Regions from separate parts of the Homo sapiens genome. Here region 1 is linked to region 2. Evidence: read pairs that join two places in POLR2A ChIA-PET (ENCODE). Cell type or tissue: Panc1. All regions are shown on one strand.

The links. Peaks named below come from ENCODE experiments on the same cell type or tissue, not always from the same donor. Only the 100,000 strongest peaks of a DNase experiment are listed, where the experiment ranks them.
Region 1: POLR2A ChIA-PET joins it to region 2 with 5 read pairs; 1 of 35 experiments calls an interaction of 5 or more read pairs at or near these places.

The regions. Positions count from the first base shown.
Region 1 is chr7:11,755,146-11,759,145 of GRCh38, forward strand. The region is part of intron 1 of THSD7A (thrombospondin type 1 domain containing 7A); the gene reads right to left. Among named protein-coding and RNA genes, the nearest start is that of THSD7A, 75 kb to the right of the region's middle. In Panc1, no CTCF peak of the experiment used is centred here; no DNase peak of the experiment used is centred here; H3K27ac peaks cover 4,000 bases.
Region 2 is chr7:11,804,972-11,808,971 of GRCh38, forward strand. All of the region lies in intron 1 of THSD7A (thrombospondin type 1 domain containing 7A), which reads right to left. Among named protein-coding and RNA genes, the nearest start is that of THSD7A, 25 kb to the right of the region's middle. In Panc1, no CTCF peak of the experiment used is centred here; no DNase peak of the experiment used is centred here; H3K27ac peaks cover 669 bases.

The sequences.
Region 1 (4,000 bases), 50 kb before region 2:
GAGGGCTGCTTCTGAAAGTCACACAGTGCATAAGATGGCCCTCCAAAACAAAGAATTATCTAGTCAAAAATTTCAACAGTGCCAAAATTGAGAAACCCTCATTTAGGGACATGGTATATGATAGGAAGACATTTCCTACAAATCCTGACAAAATTATTTCTCAAAATAGCAAATACCTATATTATTACAATACCAATTAAAAGCATGAATATGCAAACTATTTGGTCATAGGCAAAAATCCTAAATCCAAGAACCCCATTCTGAAGTTGTCCTAGTTAAAGTCCTCCATGATTGGACACTACAAGATAGTAAATGGGGAGAAATGCTTATGAAAGCCAAAAGGGAAGGCTTGGAAAGTCAGGGAAGGCCTTCAGACCCTGAGGCAGCTCTGTCACCTATGATAGAGATAGGGAAGGAAAGATCGGGTAGAAAGAGCCTCGGATGGCAGCACAGGTCGAGGAAGTCTCTGTCAAGATGATGGGAAGTCTTTGGACCAAAAATGCCAGCTGGAAGTACCTCATGTTGAGCAGAAAGTCTTGGCTCTAGTGTTCCTGCTGTGCACAGTCACTGGCTCAGAGCAGACCAGGGGAAGGGTTGTTCATTTTGCTTGTTTTAGTATGAAGTTAGACATAACTTTTGATAAGTTTAAATTTCAAAGAAATACTGCTTAGAAACAGATCTAGATGTATTCACTTAAATAATTTAAAATAAAGCCAAAAGGAATTAATGTGTAATTTTGTGTCAATAACAACTTTTAGAGAAAGGCAAGGAAAAATACGCCGTATACATTCTAAAAGTAGTTCTGAAAAGATTGCCACTTTGAAAACACAATTTTCATGTGCACTTATATTTCTAAGTTTCAGCTAAAAATCTACTTAATGATAATAAAAGACACTTATCTCATAGCAACATTATCATTGCATCTGCTTTTAAATGTCACTATATTCCAGTTTCTTTATTTGCAGAATGTACCAGGTTATTCATCCTGGGTCCTTTTATACTTTCTCTTTCTGTCCCTTCCACATCTATTATGTTACTAAAAGCCTGGAAATCCCATCTTCTTAATTACTCATAAATCTATTAATTTAAACATTTTGAGGAGAGCAACGAGGTAATAAATGTTGTGCATACAAAGATGACCAAACATTTTGGAAGGTGACTTCTAGGGTCAAGACTGGATGTGTATAGAAAAGTCAGGCGTGATAAGCAGTAGTCCAAGTCTAAGGTGGTGAGAGTGGAGAAGAGGAGGAGAGAAAGAATGTGGGAAATACTTGGGGAGTAACTGAAATATCTTGGAGAAGTGGGGAGAGAAATTCTCTGAGAAGTGTCTAATACACTTTTTTCTGAGAAGTGTCTAATGCACTTGTTTGGTAATTAACAGGTCCTCAGTGACCTGAACAAGAAAGGCTTTAGTAAAATCACGGGGACAGAAAGCAAATCACAGGACAAGAAAAAAAAAATGTTCATTTAGTAAACCTGATCATAAAGAAAAAGGAGAGAGATGTGATTAGATAGGGCAAGTAGGTTGCATGGATTTGCTTGTTTCTATCGGTTTATTAAGCTCTGCAGTAAGCTGAGAATATTTATATACTGGAGAAAAGCAGCCTCCAGAACTACAGAGTTGAAAATACAGAAAGGAAAGGCAATAATCAAAGAAGTACAGTAGGCAACAGCAAGTGAGAAATTAAATCAAAACAGCATTTTGTTTTAAAGAGGACATTTTTAGCCTGAAGTTGTTTCTAGGGTTTTGAGATTATTTTTAAGGAAATAACATGTTCTTTAGTTATTGCATGCTGAATTCTGGCATCAAGTGAGTTTAGATTTTATTCATCTCTGGTGTGCAAGCAGAGCACATAAGTTTCTTAAGGCCATAGTGTGTCTAATTAAATAGATATTCTTTTTAACTTCTGGCATAATGTTTTACATCTAGTGTGTGCTTAGTAAACATTTATTGATCTCTATATATGTATTTTTAAATATAAAGCCACTGCAAACGTGAAGGTTACTGTTTCACAAAAGTACTGAAAAGATACTAAAAGCACAATGGTAGAACAGCATTGTAATTAGAGTTTGGAAATACTATTTAGACAAAACTTGGTATTTATCAGATCTATTTTCATGTTTAACCATATTGGTTGGCACATATTTAATGACTGTAACCAGAATGAGATCTATGATATGGATGCATGACGCTCAGCTTTTCCAAAACACCAATAACAACAAATGTTAAGGCATTTAGCAATGCTACATACTTTCAGAATACCTTTGTATACTTTCACAACACAATAAGAAAGGAAGTATTACTGATCTCATCTTATCAATGAAAAAAAGAGAAGCAGTGAGGAACTGCCTCACCCAAGTTACAGATCTAGCCCTGTAAATCCTGGGACTTAAATTCAGATCTTCTGGATACTTACTCATTATTTAAGTAATACTAACTCATATTTAATCCTCTAAATAACTACCATATAAAACTCCCCAAAATGAGTAAGTTGATTGATATTAGAGGTATTTAAGAAAAGTAACTGACAGATTATAAGTTCTGTTTTTTGATTCTCCAGAATGTTATATTTGTATTCCCTTTGTCCATTGTAACATGACTTATGATTTAGAGTAAATATCTTTAATGGGCTTTTATAAAGTGTCTGTAATACATGAATATTTGATAATTATTCTCTTACCCTCAAAGGCTAGTCAAGTGTTAATTACTAATGTTCAGATTCTAGAATAAATGACTGGAACATAGGCTTAATTAAAAATGGAATAGGCCAATTTAGTAATAATAATAATAATGATTATAAAATTTTTTATTGACCACTTACTGTTTTTGAGCACTGTGCTAACATTATATATACATATGCATTCATATATATATATATATATATATATATATAATGTTTCACTTTAATCATCACAAAGCCCCTAATAAATAAGTGCATTATCTTTAATTGGGGAAATAGGAACCTAATAGTGATTGAGTAAAAACGAAAAGTCACATATAGAGAAAATGGTGGAAACTGAACTGTTTGCAGCAGGCTGAATTCAAAACCAGTAGACTTAAACTACACTATCTTGAGGGAAGAAGTGTAGTTTGAGATAATCCCTAAAATAGGTTATGCTCTATATTTGGTAATATGGTGGAACTGATGTCTAGAGAAATCCTCTTAGCGTAGAAAACCTTTAAATGCTAGATAAAATATAACATGTTTATTTTCTTAATGCATGGCCGAGCTGATATCAGAGGAACTCAGATGCAGAAAAAAATAAGAAAGCATGAATGCAGTGAGAAAAGTAAATGCTGAAATCTGCATTTGCCAGAGGTATATTTTTGTTCATCTTGGCTGGTGCAGGGTTTGGCTGTAAAAGTTACGAGTGTACTGAACATATGACAAAACCCCAAAGCAGCTCAAAATGGGGAGTAAAATTAAGGACTTCTATAGGATGCCAGGACTCCCACAACGTGAATGTATCCGTAACTACAGACAGAGGGCAAAGATAATTTTCTGTCTTATCATTGTTTCTATTTGGAAGGGAATAAGCAAAAAGTATCCTATGAGAGTTCAAAGCCACAATCCTATCTTTAAAGGAATGGATGATATGGCTTAAACTAGTGGTTATCAAAGTTTTTCTGTAGATGACCGGATAGTAAATATTTTAGGCTCTGTGAGCCACATGGCCTCTGTTGCAACCACTCAATTCTGCCATTGTAATGGGAAAGCAGCCAAGGACAAAACATATATGTAGCTGTGTGCCAGTAAAACTTTATTCATGAAAGCAGGCAGCAGGCTGAAATTGTTCTGCAGGCTGTAGTTTGCTAAGCCTGGTCAAAAAAAACTTAAGTAAAAAAATTAGCTTTAAATTGCCCCTTCTGGTAAGGATCCAGGGACCTGGAGAAAGTAAACACAAATTATCTCTGGAGAAAATAAGCCAAAAGACGTCAAAGAATTCCAATAGCTAATGTTCCAAGAAACACGAATTCAACAGGAAAGGAGCAACCATG
Region 2 (4,000 bases):
TTTCTACCAATTCTGAGAATTTGGTAAAGAGCTGAAACCTTGCATTGGTGCCCTATGGAAGCTTACAATTAATCTAGGGCCGATATTGTAGTCATTATGTCTAGAGTTGTCACCATATATCCACCTGCCTGAGCCTCTACTGTGTCCCTGAGTACCCAGCTTTTGGTCCATACATCCAAACTTCCTCCTCTTGTTTACTACTGAAGCCTTCTTGAAGCATTCATGTTCCCACTGCAATAATATATTTATACTTCTTCTCATTCCAAAGGAGAGTTGAAGGAAATGGGACTATCTCTTTTCTGTATCCTACTGACCAATCCCATGGCTGTCAAAATACTAATAGAAACATTATACATTAATTATTGTTTACCCAATAAAAGTATATCTACTTGATATTTTAGTTGTGGCTGTAATTCTATATCTTGTTAATGTAATGTTCTCAGACAAAAACTCATATACACAAAAATCTACACAGATTTTAGTGGTCTCTATATTATGAATAATATTCTAATTGCTCTTTAAAATAAAGAATAACAGAGAAAAATAGAGAATAATTCTTCTGTAACATTCTTTCACACTTCTCTAAAGCTTCTTAAAAGAATATAATTTCCTTATATATTGCACAGATGAAGGGATTTATTGATAATTTTTATTCATTCACATATCATTATATGGTTTTAAAATGTCAACTAGTATCTTTTAATGTAAAAGAAATACGTGATTTCAACTTTAAGACAAATTTACAAATACATGCAATTTTAAACATTTTTTAAACATCAAAAACCACAACATTTCTATTCAGAAGTGTTTTTATAGTTACTTACATTCAACATTTAAAATGCCAAAATATTTTTAAAATATGGCTCAGTTATTTTATATACATATATATGTCTCAATATTTCACGTGTTTTGACTGTAACTAATGGATAACTTGTTTTGAGAAAAGGATATTGTAAATTATACTTGCCTTACTAAAGGATCTCAGATGTTTGCAAGTACAAAAGGGAAAACTATTCAGTGACAGATTCTTTATTTTTATTTTGACCTTCATTAACAAAAGTAGTTCTAATTGTCACAGTTTTTTGACCTACAATGCTTATCTTTTCAGGTTTTCTCTTTGGTTGCTAAAGCACATTTAATTTTTGTAAACAAATTAGAATCTACTTAACACCCTATGATCAGCTGAATAATTCACGTAAGTCTTCCTCTGAGGGTTAACAAGCACCATGCAGGTCAGGAACTGCAGCTCCACTCCATGTTTTTAAAACATTGATTTTTCATTGTGCTCAAACCTCAATTTATGCAATTAAATTCCACATACACATTTTCTTTATTTTCAGGAAGAATAAAAATATTTAAATAAAGATAACTCCCTAAATTGATTTCAATGTACAAAATAAAGAACTTTTAGACCTTGGACTATAGAGTTCAGCTTCCCAAAAAGATGGTAAAAAGGAAATACATTAAGGGTTATAAGCAGGGACTTCAGCTTTAGTCTACAGAGCTTAAAAGTGGTTGTGGGGATACAATATATATTTTTAGATAAATAAAAAGGCAGGAGTATTTCAGGCAATGCTGCAGGTGACATCTACACATTTACACTGCCTGAGCTAAGGGATGTTTCTAAATGAAACTTGAATGAAAAATATCCTTTATTAAAATAGATCAATGTTTTGTCCAGCAGTTCTTAGATGATCCACTTGTTACTGGTAATTTCAGAAAAACAGAGCATTGTTCAGAACCTGAGGGAAAGCAGGTAGAAAAGGTTCATGGACACTGGGTAGTGAGCCAAAGCTGGAGGAAAGGTGCCCAGTACACAGTTAAGAATAAGCAAGTGCTAGCCCCAAGCATTCCCCTCTGCTGCTAAAGTGTGCCTTTTAGGCCTTCTAAGTTCCTCATCTTAGATCTTTAGGTCTTTCTCTCCACTGCTAACCTCAGACCTCAAGTATAATTTCTCATTTGCACAAAATACTGAAGGCAGCATTTTTACTTTTGTAGACTGAAATCAATCTCTCTCTCTCTAAATATATATATATATATCTCTTTCTTCTTCTTTCTCTCTCACTTGTCTTATTTAATATTTGGTGTTGACATTATGACATGGACCCAAGTGATCACTACTAAGTACTTTTTTACTCTGAAGTGTTTTAAACAAACAGTGCATTTCCTAAGGAAGTTGTGTAGAATCTGTGTATTCCTTAGCCCTTCTCCACTGCACGTGGTAATTGGGGGCAGCCATATGGGTAGATGCCATAGGGATCACATGATACAAACCTAGTACTAAAACCTGTGAGGGACTGGGTGTGCAAATGATCAAGGTGGAAATTTATTTGCGTCAATATTTCAAACTGGCTGTTAGCTACTGGTAGCAATAACACCCTGAAGTAAGTGTTTGAGAAAGGAAAGTATTCCCAAATATACTACTTATTTGGGGTATTAAGAGGGACTATAATTATTTTTGTAGTATTAATCAAGTAAAACCCTGCTTTCTTACAGATGATATGGAAAGAATATATAAAATAAAGTAAAATTATAAAACAAATTATTGATTTTATCAACTTTTTCATTTGAAGATTTACATAACAGTAAACCAAATTAGAATAACATTAAATAATGTAATTTTTAGTCTACCCAAGTCCCAAACTTATTTTGAATAAATCATTTTAGAAGTGACTTGAATTATTAATAGCACTAATTAATGGCTGAAATTAATGCAGTATACTTTTTATTTTTCATGAAAAGATTTATAACACCTAAAGCTTAGCCTCATATACTCTGTAAAAGATCACCTGACCTAAGTTTTAAATCAATAATATTTTGCTACAACTAAAATACATTAGCTTAAATTCACTTGTTTTTGCCAAAAATGTTGGTCTCCTGAAAAGCTAACTTTCTAAGACTATTTTCTCAGACCTCAGTAAGAACCAATAATTCTAAATTAAGTAATACCAAAATAAATGACACCCAACAAACAAAACACTGTCAGAGCAATACTGAAACTCACTCCCGTACCTGTCTTCTATGCTCCCCATTGTTTCCTGGTCCCAAGTACCCCAGAGGGCCTCTCACTGCACCACCCATCTATACATTTTTCCATACACAACTCTGTGAAAGTCTCCTCCATCCTAAGCTGTTCTGATTACGCCAGGGTGCCAACTTCTGCAGGGCAGTTTAGAAAGAGACCACACACACACACACACACTGCTATGGTTTGAATGTGTCCCTTCCAAAATTAAGTTGTTGCCAATGTGACAATATTAAAATGTGGGGCCTTTAAGAGGTGATTAGGCTCATGAGGACTTCTCCCTGGTGAATGGGATTAAGGCCCTCATAAAAGAGGTCCACAGAGAGGTCTGCTCTTTCTTGTCCTTTCACCTTCCACCGTGTGAGGACACAGCATCCCTCACCTTCAGAGAGTGCAGCCCTCACCAGACAAACGAACCTGCCAACACCTTGGTCTTTGACTTCCCAGCCTCCAGAATTGTGAGAAATAAATTGTCTGTTCTTTATAAATTACCCAGTATTGGGTATTCTGTTATAGCAGCACAAAATGAATTAAGGCACAACTATATACCAAAATGAAAAAATATAGGTTTTCTATCATATTTAAAAGATACTTTTTAAAAATTAATAATACTGAGATAGATGGCTTGAGATTTGTTGTGTTAGCAAAGGTTTTAAAACTGTTATGCCCGGTTTGGTCATGTAAACTAGGGTCTTTATTCTTTACTAGTACATGTATAAACTATAATAATTTGACAATCTGTATCAAGAATCTTAAAAATATTCATTCATCCTTTTAACTAAAGGACTGAATTTTAAGGAATGCACCATAAGGAATAACTCAGAGATGGGCAAAAAATATATACCTACAAGAATATCATTTACAGTATAATTTCATAATAAAAAAGGTAATGACCTAAATAGCCAGTATTAAATGAATATTAAATACTTAAACCATACATATAGTAGAAATACATACCATTAAAATATATCAAAA